2 separate regions of the Homo sapiens genome follow, and region 1 is linked to region 2. A link is a loop called in an ENCODE intact Hi-C map of the cell type or tissue named here. Cell type or tissue: mammary epithelial cell. All regions are shown on one strand. Links, peaks and the distances in the headings refer to the core of each region. The heading gives the core; the rest is flanking DNA.

Region 1 (9,116 bases), core at 3,072-5,571, 82 kb before region 2:
GATGTTTATAGCAGCTTTATTCACAATTGCTAAAACTTGAAAGCAACCAAGATGTCCTTCAGTAGGTGAATGGATAAATGAATTGTGGCAAATCTAGACAATGAAATGTTATTTGACTCTAAAAACTAATGAGCTATCAAGCCATGAAAAGGCATGGAGGAAACTTAAATGCATATTGCTAAGTGAAAGAAGCCAATCTGAAAAGGTTACATTCTGTGTGATTTCAACTATATGACATTTTGGAAAACAAAAAAATATATATGGACATGGTAAAAAGACCAATAGTTGCCAGGGGATAGTGAGGAGGAAGGAAAGAATAGGCAGAGCAGAGAGAATTTTTAGGCAGTGAGGCTATTCTGTATGCTATGCTAATGGTGGGTACATGTCATTATACCTTTGTCCAAACTCACAGAATGTACAAAACCAACAGTGAACCTTAATGTAAACTACGGACCTTGGGTGATAATGATGTGTCAGCATAGCTTTATCAATTGTAACGAATGTACCACTCTGGCTCATGATGTTGATAGTGGGAGGCTGGGGTTGGGGGTGGTCAGGGGGTATATGGAAACTCTCTGTACTTTCCTGCTTAATTTTTCTGAGAACCTAAAATTGCCCTAAACAATAAAATCTATTTAAAATAGAAAAAAATAATGCCAGATGTGGTGGCTCATGCCTGTAATCTCTGCACTTTGGGAGGCTGAAGTAGGAGAATTGCTTGAGCCCAGGAGTTTAAGCCTAGCCCAGACAACATAATGAGACCCCATCTCCACAAAAAAATATTAGCCAGGTGTGGTGGCATGCGCCTGTGGTCCCAGATACTCGGGAGGCTGAGATGGGAGGATTGCTCGAGCCTGGGAGGTCCAGGCTGCATTGAGCCATGATTGAGCCACTGCACTCCAGCCTGGGAGACAGAACAAAACTCCCAAAAAGAAAAAAACCAAAATGGAAAAACAAAACACAATGGAAAAATGTTAAAATTTATATTATTCTAGTGGCACTATAAGGTGACATTCGTTTCAGAGATTCACATCAGAAATTCCAGTTGCAAAACTCTATTTATTCTTCTCTTTAAACTGGTATTTAAATTTATGGGAGCCATGACTACATCTATTTTTCTATCATCGTAGAACATACTGTTATAAAATGTACGCAACTATTTGAACTTGGGCATGGATATGGAATCCAGTCAGTGGTTTAAAGAAGGTGAGAAAATAGCTGGGTGCGATGGCTCACGCCTGTAATCCCAGCACTTTGGGAGGCCCAGGTGGGAGGATCACTTGAGGTCAGGAGTTCGAGACCAGCTTGGCCAACATGGCAAAAACCCATCTCTACTAAAAATACAAAAAATTAGCTAGTTGTGGTGGCGGGCACCTGTAATCCCAGCAACTTGGGAGGCTGAGGCAGGAGAATCACTTGAACCCAGGAGGTGGAGTTGCAGTGAGCCGAGATCACACCACTGCTCTCCAGCCTGCATGACAGAGTGAGACTCTGTCAAAAAAAAAAAAAGGAAGGAAGGAAGGAAGGAGGGAAGGAAGGAAGAAAGGAAAGAAGGAAGGAAAGAAAAAGAAGTTGAGAAAACTGAAAATGTTTACTACTTTGCTCCCAGAGAAAAAAATTACTGACCTAATGTCCTTAAACATATTCAGTCATTCATGCAACGCATATCTGTTAAAGAGTGTACTATGTGCAGGCTGGGCGAGGTGGCTCACACCTGTAATTCCAGCAGTTTGGGAGGCCAAGGTGGGTAGGTAACCTGAGCTCAGGAGTTTGAGACCAGCCTGGCCAACATGGCAAAACCCCGTCTCTACTAAAAATACAAACATTAGCCAGGTAAGGTGGCAGGTGCCTGTAATCCCAGCTACTCGGGAGGCTGAGGCAGGAGAATTGCTTAAACCCAGGAGGTGGAGGTTGCAGTGAGCCAAGATTGTGCCACTGCACTCAAGACTGGGCGACAGAGTGAGACTCCATCTCAAAAAAAAAGAGTGTACTATGTGCTGAGCACTGTGGTAAGCACTAGGAATACCATGGTGAGTTCTTGCTCTCAAGGAACTCGCAATTTAGTGACAGATGATAATCAAATAATCAGGAACTGGGATGCTAGTCTCTGAGGTCAGCTGCTCCTTGGCATACCCTTGGAAGGTCAGCCCTTCTGAAGGAAGGTGGACTGTCCGAAGTCAAGAAGCCCTCAGTGGTAGGCAGGCTGGAGGGGCAGCAAGGAGTCCTCATAACAGAGGAACCCCATTGCTCTGTTCTTTAGATGTTTCCAGAGAGTAAGCCCAAAGCTACGTAGAAAGAACGGCTTCAAGCTGAGCATTGTGGTTCATGCCTGTAATTCCAGTGATTTGGGAGGCTAAGGCGGGAGGATCATTTGAGGCCCGGAGTTTGAGACCTGCCTGAGCAACATAAGGAGACCTCTACAAAAAAAAAAAAAAAGGGCGGGGTGTGGTGGTGTGCACCTATGGTTCCAGCTACTCAGGAGGCTGAGGTAGGAGGATCACTTGAGCCCAGGAGTAAGAGGCTGCAGTGAGCCATGTCTCAGTGAGCCATGCTTGCACCACTGCATTCCAGTGTGAGCAACAGAGCAAGACCCTGACTATATAAAATAGGAGGTAGGGGTGGGGGTGGGAGGTGGTTGCTAAGGAATCAGTGTTGTGGCCCCTGACAAGGAAGAGGGCTAGGGCACTTTCCATGCAGGCTGCCACTCCCTGGTGTTGATCAATAAATATTTTTTTCATGAAAAAACATAATCAAGTAATCACACTCAAAAATGTAAAAAGCAACTGTGACAAGTGCTCCAAGGGCATAGCACACAGTGCTATGATACTTTATAACAGCTGGATTGACCTAGTGAGGGGGACCAAAGAAGGCTACCCTGAAGAGATTGCTCAAAATGTGATCTGAAGCATGAATAAATGTTAGGTGAGAAAAAAAGGAGAAAGGGTTCCATCTGAAAATAAAGAAAACTCAAAATATGCAAAGTCCCCATATCAGGAGGAAGCATGGTGACATGAATAACTTAGAGATAAATGTAGCTGTGGTGTGGACAGTAATGGGGTTTCGGGTGACGTTGGAAACTAAACATGTGCCAGATCACACAGGGCCTTGTAGGCCACATTAAGGAGTTTTGTGTTTTACTGTAAGGGTGGTGGGAAGCCATAAAGGTTTTAAGTATGAGGATGATAAAACATTCCTTACAAAAAGACCATTCTAACTATAATCAGAATAGATTGGAGGGGAGCCAGAGTAGATATGTGTAGATATTAGGAAATGCTGCAGTACTCCAGGTGAGAGGTGATGGTACAATAGTGATAATGGAGACAGAAAGAAGTGGATAGATTCTGAATTTTGTTAGAAAGTAGAATAAGCAGAATTTGGCAAAACACAAGTGTCAAGTTGAGGGGAGGGACAGGAGGTATCAAAAGACTCCTAAGCGCAACGAGATAGAATGGTAGGGTAAGCCACTAAGATAAGGAAGGCTGGAAGAGTACCAGGTTTGGGGAGTGAGATCAGTTTGAGGGGGCTTTAAGACATCCTACAGGAGAGATCAAGTAGGCGGTTGGATATACAGTCCTAAAGGTCAGAGGAGCAGTCCGAGATGGAAATATAGATTGGGCTCATCTGTATGTCAGTGGTAGTTATGCTGTGGTTATGGGTGAGCTTGCCAGGGAGACAGTATAGAGTGAGATGGGAGAGAACTGAGGACTGGGCCTTAGGAAAAGCCACCATTTGTCATGGGAAAGAAGTTGCAACAATACATGGGTTATTTCTCTACTTCTGGAATTCAGAAACCCTGAATTTTTCTTTTGTTTTTTGGCTTGGCCACTCAATTATTTGGCACCATCCCCAAAAACAACTCTCCTCTGTTTAAATCAGCATTCCAGTTGTGGAAGGGAACTGTGTCATTTTTGAGGAGTACTTTAGCTTTTTACCAAATATCATTAGGAAGATGATCATAAATACACTGTAAATTGAGCATACGGCAACAAAGGTTTAACTTGTTAGAATATTGAGCAAAACAAGTAGGACTCACCGTGACTGCTGTACCCTTCTAGAGTGGTGGGAAGAGGGATGGCCCCTCGACTATTATGGTCTTCAAGATGGTTGTGGTCCTACATGCTTAGCTATTCTCTAAGAATACAGCTATGCTTTCTAAGTATAAAGGCTGTTCTGGAAGAAAGAGCGAGAAAGGAAAAGAAAAAAGCAAGGGCTTCCCCTCCACCTTTGTTCGCTTCATTCTGTAGTGCATACTTTTATGCCCTTGGGAAGTGGAAGGGAGGAATGAGCTAATAATTTGGTTGATTCAACCTTCTGACCTCTGAGTCAAAAAATTACCCAATAGTCCTTTTAGCAGGCGATGAGGGGGTAATGCATTCAGAGTCAGGAGTCTGTGCCTCTGATAATGATTCATATGCTGAGTGACCTTCGGGTAAGCCATGCAAACTCCCTCCGTTTCAATATCAGTAATACCAACTGTCCCCCCTATCTCTTGGGGTTGTTATGAGAGTGTGATGAGATCACAGATCTGAAAGCATTTTTTAAATGTCAGACATTATCATACCAAAAAGGAAGCCGTCCACCAAGAGCTGGTCTGTCTTGATATAACTTTGTTACACAATTGATGTATTAATTCCTGTTCTATTTTTCTAGCTAGCTGCTTCTACCACTACAAAGTTAGTATCAAAATGTCTAAATAAGCAGTTGTATTAATCAATGTTCCAGTTTACAAATGGAAACTCTGCAACAAAAAATGTAAAAACCTAGATTACTTTTTATCATAATGTGAATTCAAAGGTCTTGACTTAGCCCACTGGGCCCTACGTTATCTAGTTCCCAACTATGTTTTTGACCTCATCCTTGACTTTCCCTCACTCTGCTTTAGCCTTTTTGGACTTCTCGCTGTTCCTTGAATAACCCAAGCACTGTCTTATACAAAGGCCTTTGTATTGCTGCTATTCACTCAGAATGCGATCAATCCCTCCTGACATCCTTCATTTCATTTGAGTCTCAACGGCCTAAGATATGATGCAGAGGCCTTCTCTAACTACCCTATTTAACTACCCTAAATACTCCTATCTAAAGTAGCACATACCCCTATCACTTGCCACCCATGTGTCTGTTTCCCTCCTCTTAGGTTTGCTTTATTATTTTGCATAGCACTAATCACCACTTGACACCCAATATTTGTTTTTCAGTTTTCCTCCCAATAAGAGTGTAAGTTTTATAAGAACAGGATATTTTTGTTTGGTTTGTTCCTCTGCTGTATACTTAGCACTTATAATATAGGCTGGCACATAGTAGGCATATGATAAATAGCTGTTGAATAAAAGAACAAAGGAACATAAGTATACTACTGAACTAGCCAGAGCTCATAAGAAAAATGAAAAAAAATAGAAAGAAAAAAATAGAGCTAAGCAATTGTTGTGGGTGTAGTTGTGATAGAACTGTTCTGATGAAGTCTGTTAAATCACATCAGAAAACTGAATAAAATAGGTCAGATTTTGCAGTCACATTTCATTTCATGAAATGTATTATTCTTTTTAAACTCTATGGAGTATAACTTATTGATTTATTTTTATAGTTAATTAATTACTGCCTGCTTCTATCTTCTTTTGTTTACAAGGAATAAATAGTTAAAATATTCAGATATTTCTACTACTTCTTCCAGGCTCAGAGGGAGCCAGATCCCTAAGTACTATAACCAATACCTGGAACTATGTCCTCATTCATTGGCAATGACCTAGGATGAGACAAAACTCCTAGTAGAGATGTCTTTGTCTTCATCCTCTTCCTCCTTGACATCATCACACTTTTAACAACAAAAAAGACATTTGTTGATTGATTTTTTGTGTGTGTATCTGGCACTCTGGCAAGCATTGAGATTTTAATAACCTTTCTATATCTTACCCCCAACCGCAAAACTTTAAGTGGTCTCACTTGGAAACAATGGCACATAAACTGTCTTTGTATTTAGAAATCAGAAATAAGATGGCACTTTTGAAGTAAAGGCTTCATGCAAACAGGATAGTGGAATGGTTAAGAGCATAGGTCTTGTCTGGAGTCAGAGGTCAGAGCGCTCAAATCAAATTCCTGCTCAGGAACTTCCACAAGCTGTGTGACACTGGCATGCTGTACAACCTCTCTGTTCCTTACTGTCTTCATGTGTAAAGCAATAATAATAAATGTATACCACAGAGGAGTTTTGAGGAATAAACGAGGTAATTCATGTAAGGTGCTTAGAACTGAACCTGGTAAATTGAAAATGCTCAATAAGTATTAGCTATTATTGCACAAGGGACTCAAAGTTTGCAGAGTCTAAAAAAGGCAACTCTGGCTGCAAATCAAAGAACATCTTCTTATGTGAAAAAGGTGGAAAGACTAACAGTTACTCAATATCATTTGTGTCAAGCCCTCATACACAGTGATCATTTTAAGTTTATAACTAGGAAGTCCAGAAACATACTGGAAACACAGATACAAGGCTTTCAAAAAACCCATACATTTTCGTAAATCAGGAGTTGGCAAACTTTTTCTATAAAAGACCCTATGGGAGATATTTTAGACTTTACAGACCAGACAATGTCTGTTGTGACTACTCAACTCTGCTGCCATGGGGCGAAAACACTCATCAGCAATGTGTAAATGAATGGGCATAGCTAATAAAACTTTATTTACAAAAACAGGCAGTGGGCTGGCCCGTGGGTCATTATTTGCCCACCTCTGCTCCAAATAATGATCCTAGTCTATCAGGGTTCTAAAGGCCACTTACGCTGAGTAACCACAGAAAGCAAATACATTAGGGAGGAGAATATAAGGAATGAGGACAATTCAATAAATGTAAGAATAAACAATGGGTCATTTAATACCTTTCCTCTCCTATCCCAAATAGTAGTAGATGCCTTAGATGACAAGGGAACGGTGAACTTCGTTTATTCTCTCCTTCATTTAACACATAATTGTGAAGCACTTATGCCCCAGGCATTGTGCTGTGATCTATGATGCAGAGTGAAAACAGATCTAGTCCCTGCCTTCACGTAACTTACAATCTAATCAGATAGGGATACGGATAAACATCAGCCAAATAATCACACGAACAAACTTAAACCTGTACCTATGCTAGATCCTACGAAAGCTTATAAGAGGAGGATGGCTCTAGTTATGGAGCTCATGGTTGTCTTCCCTGAGAAACGTGAACCTAAAACTTGACCTGAGATCTGACAAGTGAGTTGCTTTATTAGGCAATAGAATAACTATTCGGAGCAAAGGGAACAGCATACGTTCTTTTAGAATAGAAAGGATGGTGCATGCAAGGGATGAAAATAAGATCACTATGATTGGAGTCCAGAGATCCAGACAGAGCATGGTGAGATGGAGCTGGAAAGATAGGCACAGGTCAGACTATAAAGGACCATGGCAGCAATCAATGCTTTATTTATTCAGCAAATATTTACTGAACACTACTCTACATCAGGCTCTGTGGATACTGTGGTGAATGAGAAAAGCAGACATTAAACAAATAAACACTCAAATCTTTAATTACGAAGTTCTGCCTTTAGAAGTTCTATGTCCTGGCTGGGCGCAGTGGCTCATGCCTGTAATCCCAACACTTTGGGAGGCTGAGGCAGGCAGATCACGAGGTCAGGAGATCGAGACCATCCTTGCTAACAAGGTGAAACCATGTCTCTATTAAAAATACAAAAAATTAGCCAGGTGTGGTGGCAGGCGCCTGTAGTCCCAGCTACTCGGGAGTCTGAGGCAGGAGAATCACTTGAACCCGGGAGGCAGAGGTTGCAGTGAGCCGAGATCGCACCACTGCACACCAGCCGGGTGACAGAGCAAGACTCCATTAAAAAAAAAAAAAAAAAGTTTTATGTCCCAAAACTCTGTCCAGTGGCTTGATTTGTTTTTTAAAAAATTACCTGGCCTGTTTCCACAATGCAGTCCCAATTTAACAAGGTGCCCACGTTAGAACCACATTCAGGCCAGGCACAGTGGCTCATGCCTGTAATCCCAGCACTTTGGGAGGCCGAGGCGGGTGGATCACTTGAGGTCAGGAGTTCGATACCAGCCTGGCCAACATGGTGAAACCCCATCTCTATTAATAATACAAAAATTATCCAGGTGTGGTGGCGCACACCTGTAATCCCAGCTACTGGGGGTGCTGAGGCAGAAGAATCACTTGAACCCGGGAGGTGGAGGTTGCAGTGAGCTGAGATCACACCCTTCCACTCCAACCTGGGCGACAACAGTGAAACTCTGTCTCAAAAACAAACAAACAAACAAAAACAAAACAACAACAACAAAACTACATTCAAATGTATTACTCTATCAATATCATTTTGGCAATCATGAGTGGATTTGATATAAGATCCCCAGTACTCAGCCTGTGAAACACCATGCCAAATTATTATTATTATTATTATTATTGAGACTGGATGTTGCTGTGTCACCCAGGCCGGAGGGCAATGGCACAATCACAGCTCATTGCAGCCTCAGTGAACCTCACTTGAGGGATCAAGTGATTCTCCCACCTCAGTCTCACAAGTAGCTGGGACTACAGGTATGTGCCACCATGCCTGGCTAATTTTTTTCTATTTTTGGTAGAGACAGTGTCTCACTTTGTTGCCCAGGCTGGTCTCGAACTCCTAGGCTCAAACAATGCTGCTGCCTTGGCTTCCCAAAGTGCTGGGATTACAGGTGTGGGCCACCACGTTCAACACAACTCCAGATTAATAATGAGCACTGATAGTTTCTTTTTTGGGATGCGGGCTTCCAGACAGATGTGGCCTTTCATGCTGTCCATAGTGACAAGTCTTTATAACTTGCTATTGAGGATGGTATCATGGACAGGACTGTGACAATAAACCAGATCTGAGTATCTGACATACTAATTCAATTGTTTAAATCTGAGGTGTTTTCTTTTATTTTGCTATCTGCTTTTTAAACATATTTATTCCTGTGGTGAAGTGTGTAGATATAGTCTAGCTTATATTATAAACTCTTAAAAGGGGCAGAAAACTCTTCTGGGGAATTGCAAGATTAACAAATGCTTTTCCATGTTGATTATGAAAATCTAACAAGACTTTTAAACAGTTTCAAAGTGATTTCATTACAAT
Region 2 (9,116 bases), core at 2,915-5,414:
AATAAAGAGGAGGATTTTTAAGTAAAGTTTCCAGGCTCAGTTGAGGACATGGATGATACTTATCATACCTTTCCACTTACCTTTCTCATCAACATCCTTAATTCTGGCAGTCAGAATTATATCCCCCAGGCAGGAAATTGGAAGCTTCCTCTCTGGGAAATTTGATTGGCTTAAGAGAAAAGGCCCACAGATACCAATAATTGTAGGGTCTCCCAATGAAGTGGCCAGGTCCACCTAAGGACATAAGGCTAATCAATCAATAATTGCCCCCCCGCATCTCCCCACACACAGATTTTCAGTTTCCACACTCCTAAATACAAATGAATAATTAAGAATAGTGAAGCATTGGCGAAAAGTCTTTAATAGAATAAAAGAATATGAAACACACATTGAAAAAAGGAACTTGGAAGAAACAGAAATAATGTAGGGAGGAGAAGAAGCCATAAAATCCCTATAATTAACATTTTCAGAGAGATGCATAGATACATCATGTCCATGAAACATGGATGCTAGAAATAAAAAGAAACATTCTAAGAATAAGAATGAATTCTGTCTGTGTCAGGGTGGTGCATGGTCCACATTGAGAAACAGAGATGCTCAGGCTGTGCCCTCAAGATGACCAAGTGGGAGACAGAAGCACCAGTGGTGGCAGAAACCCCTGACATCAAGTTCTTTGGGAAGTGGAGCACTGATGATGCACAGATCAGTGACATTTCCCTTCAGGATTACATTGCAGTGAAGGAGAAGTATACCAAGTACCTGCCTCACAGCATAGGGCTGTATGCCGCCAATTACATCCACAAAGTGTGATGTCCCATCATGGAGCATTTCACTAACTCAATGATGATGCATGGCCACAACAGCAAGTAGCTCATGACTCTGCCTTGTCAAGCATGCCTTCAAGATCATCCACCTGCTTACAGGCAAGAACCCTCTGCAGGTTCTGGTGAATGCCAGCATCAAATGTGGCCCTGGGAGGACTCCACATATATCGAGCAAGCTGAGACTGTGAGACAGCAGGATGTGGACATGTCCCCACTGTACCATGTGAATCAAGCCATCTGGCTGCTGTACACAGGTACCAGTGAGGCTGCCTTCCAGAATATCAAGACCATCACTGAATACCTGGCCGATAAGCTCATCAGCATTGCCAAGAACTCTTCCAACTACTATGCCATTGAGAAGAACAACCTGGAGCTCATGGCCAAGTCCAACTGCTGATTTCCTGGCTGTAGCCCAATAAACCTGTCTGCCTTTCAGGGTGGCCCCACAAAAAAAAAAAAAAAGAGAAGAAAAGAAAAAAAAAATGAGCTCCTAAAAACTCAAACTACTTGAATAGAAATTTCTTACAATTAAAAGTTTACTTATTATGTATCTATGGATATATTTTTAATTAATCTCTAAGAATGTAAAACAAAAGTGCAAAGAGTTGGGGAAAAGAGAAAAAGAATAGGAGAATTAGAGAACAAATATCCATTAGGAATGCCCAGAGAGACAACAGAAAAATAGAGGGGAAGAAATAATCAAAGACATAATAAAAGAAATTTCCCTCCAAACAGAAGGAAATGAGTTTACAGACTAAAGGGCCAACTATGTATTTAGCACAATGACTATATGACACATAGAGACATTGTTGTGAAATTTCAGAATGCTGGGGATAAGGTCTCCAAAAATGTACCTCTCACTAACCATTTCTCAGGAAGCCACAAGAACATGTGCTCTACCAAGACAAGGGAGTGGTCAAAGGAATATATGGGGTCCAGGAAGTAGAAGGTTGAACACAAGAGAATGATAAAGAAAATTCCCAGGATGAAGGTGAAAGGAAAGCCCAGGAAGAAAGCTGTGCTGTAGGTTAGGGATAGGTAAATGGAAGGGTCTGGAAAGATGTATCCAGGAAAAAAGATAGAACCAACAAATTACCTGATATGTTGGCCATATTGAGAAGCATTTTAGAGTCCTTTTGGAAAGTATGGGGTTGGGTTAGTACTAATAGGCACACAAAACTAAGCTAGTGAAAAAGAAAATCATCATTAATTCTAAGAAAAACTACAGAACTGTGTGTATGTAAGGAAGGGAAAGGATTAGAAGGAAGCTAAATCATCATATCCCATACAAGAAGTGAATTTTTAAAAACCACTTAAAATTTATATATCATAAAATAGCAATATAAGCTATAATTCCAGAATTTAGAGTTGCATACCAAAGCAAAACCATAAACCAACCAAGAGAGATAAGAATGGTTGTCTCTTAGAAGTGGGAAACAGGGATTGGGAGGATGGAGGTAGCTGTTGTTTTTTTTTTTTCAACATAGGACTTTGGGGTACTATCTGTTCAACTATATGCATTTATTACTTTAGTAAGAGTAGTAACTGTTGAATAGTGTCTTGTGGAGTTTATATAATTCAAATAAAATTCTTAGCACACTACTTGAAGCATATAAGTGTCATTTATTTATTTAGACAGAGTCTTACTCTGTTGCCCAGGGTGGAGTCAGTGGCATGAACACCACTCACTGCAGCCTCAATCTCCTGGGCTCAAGTGATCCTCCCACTTCAGTCTTCCGAGTACCTGAGAATACAGGTGTACAACATCATGCCTAGCTTTTTTTTTTTTCCAATTTTTTGTAGAAATGGGGTCTCACCATGTTGCCCAGGCTGGTCTTGAACTCTTGGGCTCGAGCAAACCTCCTGCCTTGGCTTCCCAAAGTGCTGGAATTACAGGCATGAGCCACCTTGCCCAGCCAAACGTCACTATTTAAACTCCCTGTTATATAGTATGTACTAAAAAAACATAAAGTGGAAAGTAGTTATAATATTAGCTATAGAAAACTATGTTTATTTAATCAGGAAGGTCAACCGGCTCTATAGTGTTGGAAATCATGTAAGTCTTTGGCTTTCAGCCATTTTAGATCATTAGGGCTACTTCCTATCTTCTATTCACACACAAAAATTGAGAGCTTTACTATCACTTCCTTTATTCTTGTAAGTCAAGAAAGACAATTGTGCCTTTGTCCTTCTGACATTTAGCCCAGAAGTGAAATGGGCTACAACACAAATAAATGACCTGGTTTTGTTTTGTAAAGCACATGAAACCTTGATGTCTCAGACTGGATAGAGTTTTCTCCAACTTTGCAAAGGTGCTGATACTTCTATTTGCAAGGCTGAAGACACTGACTTTCCCTGATAGCTAAGCAACCAAAACTTTGAACTCTCAGGTTAGGGAAATGAAATCTGAAAAAACAGCTTAAGGATCTCCTATGATCTTCTCCACATCTAGAAGTGTACCTGGGGAGTTTTTTTTTCCCAAGACTTCCCACATCCAAAAATCTTAAATTCTGCTTTGTTTATTTGTTTGAGTTTTTTCTTTCCTTCTATTTAATTGCAAACTAGAACTATGCATTGAGACAGTTTGATTTTGATTAAAGGCCTAGTCACACACAATTTGGATAACATTTCCTATTCTCCAAAAGAGTCGAAAATTTGTAGAATAAAGAGGGCATATAGGTGGTGTCGTTTCCAATACAACTCTGGACTGTGGTGTCAAATTGTCCTGGGTTTGAGTCTCAATTCTACCACTTCCTGTCACCGTAAGCAAGTTACTTAACTTCTATGCCTCAATTTTCACATCTGGTAAATGGAGACAGTCATAGCATCCACTCTCTAAAATTCTTGTAAAGATTAAATGAGATATGGCATGATAATCACTTCTCACAGTGCTTGGTCCATAGTAAGCACCAGAAAATTGAAAGCAGTTTTCCTTATTCCTCTTATCTCTCTAGGAAATGAAACCAATCCTTTCTATTTGAGGTATGGCAATCAAAAGGTACCCAATCATTGGATAAAGAAAATGTGGTATGTATACACCATGGAATATTATACAACCATAAAAAAGAATGAAACCATGTCCTTTGCAGCAATATGGATGCAGCTGGAGGCCATTATCCTTAGCAAATTAAGGCAGGAACAGAAAACCAAATACTGTCATGTTTCACTTACAAGTGGGAGCTAAACATTGGGTACACATGGATATAAAGATGGCAACATTAGACACTGGGATCTGCTAGAGAAGGCAGAGAGAGAGGATGGGGGCAGGAGCTAAAAAACTGCCTGTTGGGTACTATGCTCACTACCTGGGTGACAAGATCATTCAAACCCCAAACCTCATCATCATACAATAAACCCACAACAAACGTGTACTCTCGAAATCTAAAATAAATGTTTAAATTACAAAAAAAGTTACCCAATTGAGCCTTAGATATATCATCCAAACTGGAAAAGTATAAAAGTTGGAGGTAGCCCAAATTATCAAAATTAATACTTTTCATTTCTTCATGGTAAAAGGAAAGCTATTTTTAAAAATTCAACTGTGGTTTCTCATCGTGTCTCTGGCGCCCACTAGTGGTAAAATACATGAATTTTCTCCCAGTTTCTGGGTGCATTTTGAAAATACGGCCCAATATTTAAGCTCTAAACTGGAACTGAGAGATAATTCTTTAAACTGCAGCTGTGATGTTTGTTTTTTTGACTCAAATCAAGATGTTACATATTTTATCTGTGTTTACCCTTACAACTCTGGCTGCTGAAAGCACGCACACGTGCACACACATTTCCTGGGTCAAATTCAGGTCAAACTTTTGAAAGAAAATAGTTCTTGTTTTAGACTTGGATTCTCTACTTAGACTGGGATGAAAATACAAGATGACCTAATGAAGAACTAACAACGCACCAGTAGTTACAACCTTGGAGATTACCAGGCCAGATCTATAGGAACCACACAAGAGCTGAAAAACTCCAACTACGGATTGGCACTGGTAGTTTACATGGATAACTTTGATGAAGAAAATAATCTTTCATAGCCTGCACTGAGGAACTTCTGGGAAAAGTCATTTGAAGTTCTGTTAATTATTCAGCAAATTATTTTCATATTTTACTTTAAATCTACATTACTTAGATTGTCTCTTTGTCATTGGTTGCTTGAGAAAGATTTAAAAGAGATCAAGACAACTACATTTTCAATTAAAAGACAATCATAAAACCTTCTAATTTGGATCACCATGCAACATCCGGCCTGGGGAAAAAGGAAAGGCCATTTCCGATTCCAGTGGCTTGAGAAATTTCTGACGTAAAAGTTCTATTAAATGTTTATTTAATCAAAAAGAATGACTAAATTCTTTGTTGTCATGCCTCATGTTGCTTCATGATTTTCTCTATTTTTTCCTTCTTTGTGTTCTTTACCCTATCTATTGCCATTCCTTTTCCCTACACCTCTCTCAAATCAATTCTGCTTTATCTTACAGGGTTAGGAATCAGATTTCAAGTTTCCTGAGACACCACCTCCACAGAACCATTGAATTTACATCATCATTAAATAGTGTATTCCAGAAAATATGACTAAATAACCAAAGTTGCCACGGTTTCAGAGCTTCTAGGAAGGGAGTTGCTTTTCTTGGCTCTGCTCTGAAATATGCTCCCCAACATGCCCAATTTTGCTTTCTCTTTGTCTGTTGGACAATGCAGCCTGCACCATATTCGCTACACCTCCCACATTGCCTAAGACCTCAATTATTGTAACCTTGTTCTATCTCTGCATATTTGGTAATTGAATAAAATAACGTATTGTACCCAGCAAATAGTGTCCTGTACCCATCCAGTGCAGAACACAGAATGCGCTGGAGAATTAATGGAGCACAGAGAAAACGTTCTAGCAGTGGGAATCATCTGAGAAAATCTTCAGCTAATGAGCTGGGAAGCTGGTTTTGCCATTTGGGATATGAGCCTCCCCAAACTACCAAAATGTGACTTTACTTTGCCTACTATGGATCATAATGATAACAAACAATAAAAAAAAGAAAAATCAACAAAGAAATAGATCCTAGGTCTCCCAAAATACAACTGAATAAAAGCTAGAAGACACAAAGGTATAAACCTTGCTTGTAAAATCTAACCCTACTTATAAAAGTTGTCATATTGAGCAGAAACTATGTCTTGACTGAATTTTTTGTATCTTCTCCCGAAGCCAGAAAAGTGCTCTCAATGAACTCAAGTGAGCGTTGACATGAACTTGATTGTCTCTCTCTTGGTTAGGGAAAAGTGCAATTACTGAAATGGTTGTGAAATTCTGGGACCAAGTTCGGCCCATTTCAGGCAGAGGGGTTACCCACTTCGAGGAAAGTGCTGAGATTAGCCCAGTTTCCTATGACTTCTGCACCACTTTAATTTCTGCTCATTACAGAGCAAGACCCTCAAGGGCTTTTGGAGCCCTTGAAGAAAGAATCAGCCACGCTTAGTAGAATTTTAGTGTTAAATGTGTTTTACTGTCTTCCTATTCTTTTTTAAATTGAGAATTCTCATACAGGACATAAGTAGTTCCAAGCTTACAAATAGAGTCAGTTCTAAAAATGTGTTTGTAAGTCAGTTTTTTGAACTCAGATTCCATTTCCCCAAGGATCAATAGTGTAAATGTTGACTAGGTTCCAAGTCCAACCTGGAAGAGTTTCTCTAACCTTTAATGTTGATGAAATACTGAATCTTGGCCAAAGAAAATAGCAGAAAATGGTTGTAGCAAAACCAATAATTAAATGAAGCAGAAATAAATTGAATAATTATTTTTTTCTCTAATGCTAATGCTTGGAGCAAAACAAGTTTAATTGTAGAAGAAGGTGGAAGTAGGTGGAGACTTTTGTAGCAATTTAAATTGGGAGGCTTTTGGGTTTCTTGAGGAGCTATGCACTCGCTGGCTCCGGTGCCTTATTCTGCTTTACTGCTAATCTTCCTCTCCTATTTCAGAGTGAGGTTCATGGTGCTCAAGAGTTGACCATCTGGCAATTAGTGGATCTTGGACTACCATGTTCAAACTCCTATTATTCGGCTTGTTTTATCACTTAGTTATTGCAGGCTAGCCTGGCGATTTGATAATCATACAGTTACGCATTTTTTAAATTTATAGTCATGTATTCTTTCATTTATGCCCACAGTGGATTGTTGGCTAAAGACAAGAAACACAGGACTGCTGTTGAAATGCAAGTGAATAAGGATGATAAGAATGATAGTGATTCTGAAAATTCGTTTTTGTATGAGCTGAATTGTGTTCCCTACCCCACAACAAATGCATATGTTGAAGTCCTAACTTCAAGTACTTCCGAATGTGTCTGTGTTTAGAGATAAGGTCTTTTAAGAGGTAATTAAGTTAAAATGAGGTCATTAGGGCAGGCCCTAATCCACTATGACTGCTGTCCTTATAAGAGGAGGAAATTTGAACACAGACACACACAGAGAGGAGACCATGAAGACACAGGGAGAAGACAACTATCTCCAAGCCAAGGAAAGAGGCCACAGAAGAAACCAATCCTGCCAACTCCTTGATCTTGGCACCTAGTCTCCAGAATTGTGAGAAAATAAATGTCTGTTGTTTAAGCCACTCAGTCTGTGGTACTTTGTTATGGAAGCCCTAGTAAACCAATATATTGTCTGAAACTGCTGTTTATCAGATTCCTAAGTGATAACAATCTGATTTTAAAAATTATATAGTACATTAAGCTATCTCTCACACTTTAAACATCAATGGCAAAACTAAAGGTATAGTAACAATTATATCTAATTTGGCTCTACATTTCTTGGGGAAAAAAGAATAAACACATTTGCTATGTTATTGGTGAAGAAAGTCTGGAGAAATAGTATTTTCTTCTAATGTCTTCATTTAGAAACAAAATACTAAAATTATGTAAATATGTGAACTTATCTTTACAATACAAAATGCAACAATTTCAAACAGCATGACATGAAAGCAGTTTTTGTCTAGTTTTGATGCCATAATACGTAACTGCTTTTGACATTTTAATATACATTCAGTCTCCAAATAAAACATACTGTAATATTATGTTTATAGTTGTCAAAAATTATGTTCATTTTGCATACTTTAAACAGTTTGCATCACTCAAATAAGATAAATCAATTTTTCCTATATTTTAAATAATATTAAAAATTGCATTAAAATGTATTTTTAAAATGTTAGCATTGTGGTAGGAAGCCTCTGAGATTGCCCCAGTGATTCCCACCTCCTGGTATTTAGGCCCTTGTGTAATCCCAACCCCATGCATGTGGGCTGAATCTAGTTACTTGCTCCTAAGAGAATATGGCAAAAGTAATGGGACTACACTTTTGAGACTAAGTTATGATTTCTCCCTTGCTTTCTTTTTCTCTCTCCTTTGCTCATTCTGAAGGAAGTCAACTGCCATTTTATGAGCTGTGAGCTGCCCTATGGAGAGGTCCACATGGTAAGGAACTGATGTCTCTGGCCAACAGCCAGAGAGGACTGAATCCTTCTAGCTACCACAGAAGTGAGTTTGGAAGCAGATCCTTCCCCAAGCTGAGCCTTCAGATGAGACCACAGACCATGCACTGCACCTTGATTGCAGCCTTCTGAGAGACCCTAAGCCAGAGACATCCAACTACACCATGCTCAAGTTGCTGACCCACAGATACCATGAGATAATAAATGTTGTCTTAAGCTACTGATTTTGGGGTAATTTGCTTTGAAGTAATAGATAGCTAATGCAATCTTCAATAATATAATGATCTAAAATAAAATACTTTTGTTTACCATTTATTTTTTATTATGGCAAGAATGAGAAAATCTCTGGAAAATCTTTGGGTTGTACTAGCCAGGAATGATCACAAAGGAAGCAATTATTTCCCCTAGACCTGAGTTACCTGAAGGCACTGGTTAAAAATTCAGATGTCTGAAGCCTACCCTGGAACTACAAGATCAGAAGATCTAGTGGATGAGTCCAGAAATCTGTATCTTAACAAATCCCACCCCACCAAGCAAATCCAATGCTCATTGAAGTGTGAGACTTATTTTTTTTCAGAGAGGCATTTATACAATTTAACTGTTCTCAAGCATGGCTGTGCATCAGATTCCTCTTGGGAGTTTATTCAATCCTGAATTCTACTCCAGACTTGTTGCAGCAGAATCTTTGAGGATAAGCCAAGGAATCTGTATTTTTAAGGCTGCCTAGTTACTTCTGAAGAAATTCCTTAATGACAAGCCAGGCCTGGTCAGGAAATGTCACTGAATCATTCTTGGCTTGTGCCACCCACCTATTCTGTCCTTAAACT

What was found. A loop is a pair of places that touch in the nucleus more often than their neighbours do. Peaks named below come from ENCODE experiments on the same cell type or tissue, not always from the same donor. Only the 100,000 strongest peaks of a DNase experiment are listed, where the experiment ranks them.
Region 1: it touches region 2 in a loop (2.6-fold over the local background); 7 of 110 quality-filtered maps call a loop at or near these places.

What each region holds. Positions count from the first base shown.
Region 1 is chrX:109,770,518-109,779,633 of GRCh38, forward strand. No RefSeq gene overlaps it. Among named protein-coding and RNA genes, the nearest start is that of ACSL4, 42 kb to the left of the region's middle. In mammary epithelial cell, for the core only: no CTCF peak of the experiment used is centred there; a DNase peak (open chromatin) is centred at 4,334.
Region 2 is chrX:109,852,699-109,861,814 of GRCh38, forward strand. It overlaps the pseudogene RPS5P7. Among named protein-coding and RNA genes, the nearest start is that of ACSL4, 120 kb to the left of the region's middle. In mammary epithelial cell, for the core only: a CTCF peak has its summit at 4,401 (motif pointing left); no DNase peak of the experiment used is centred there.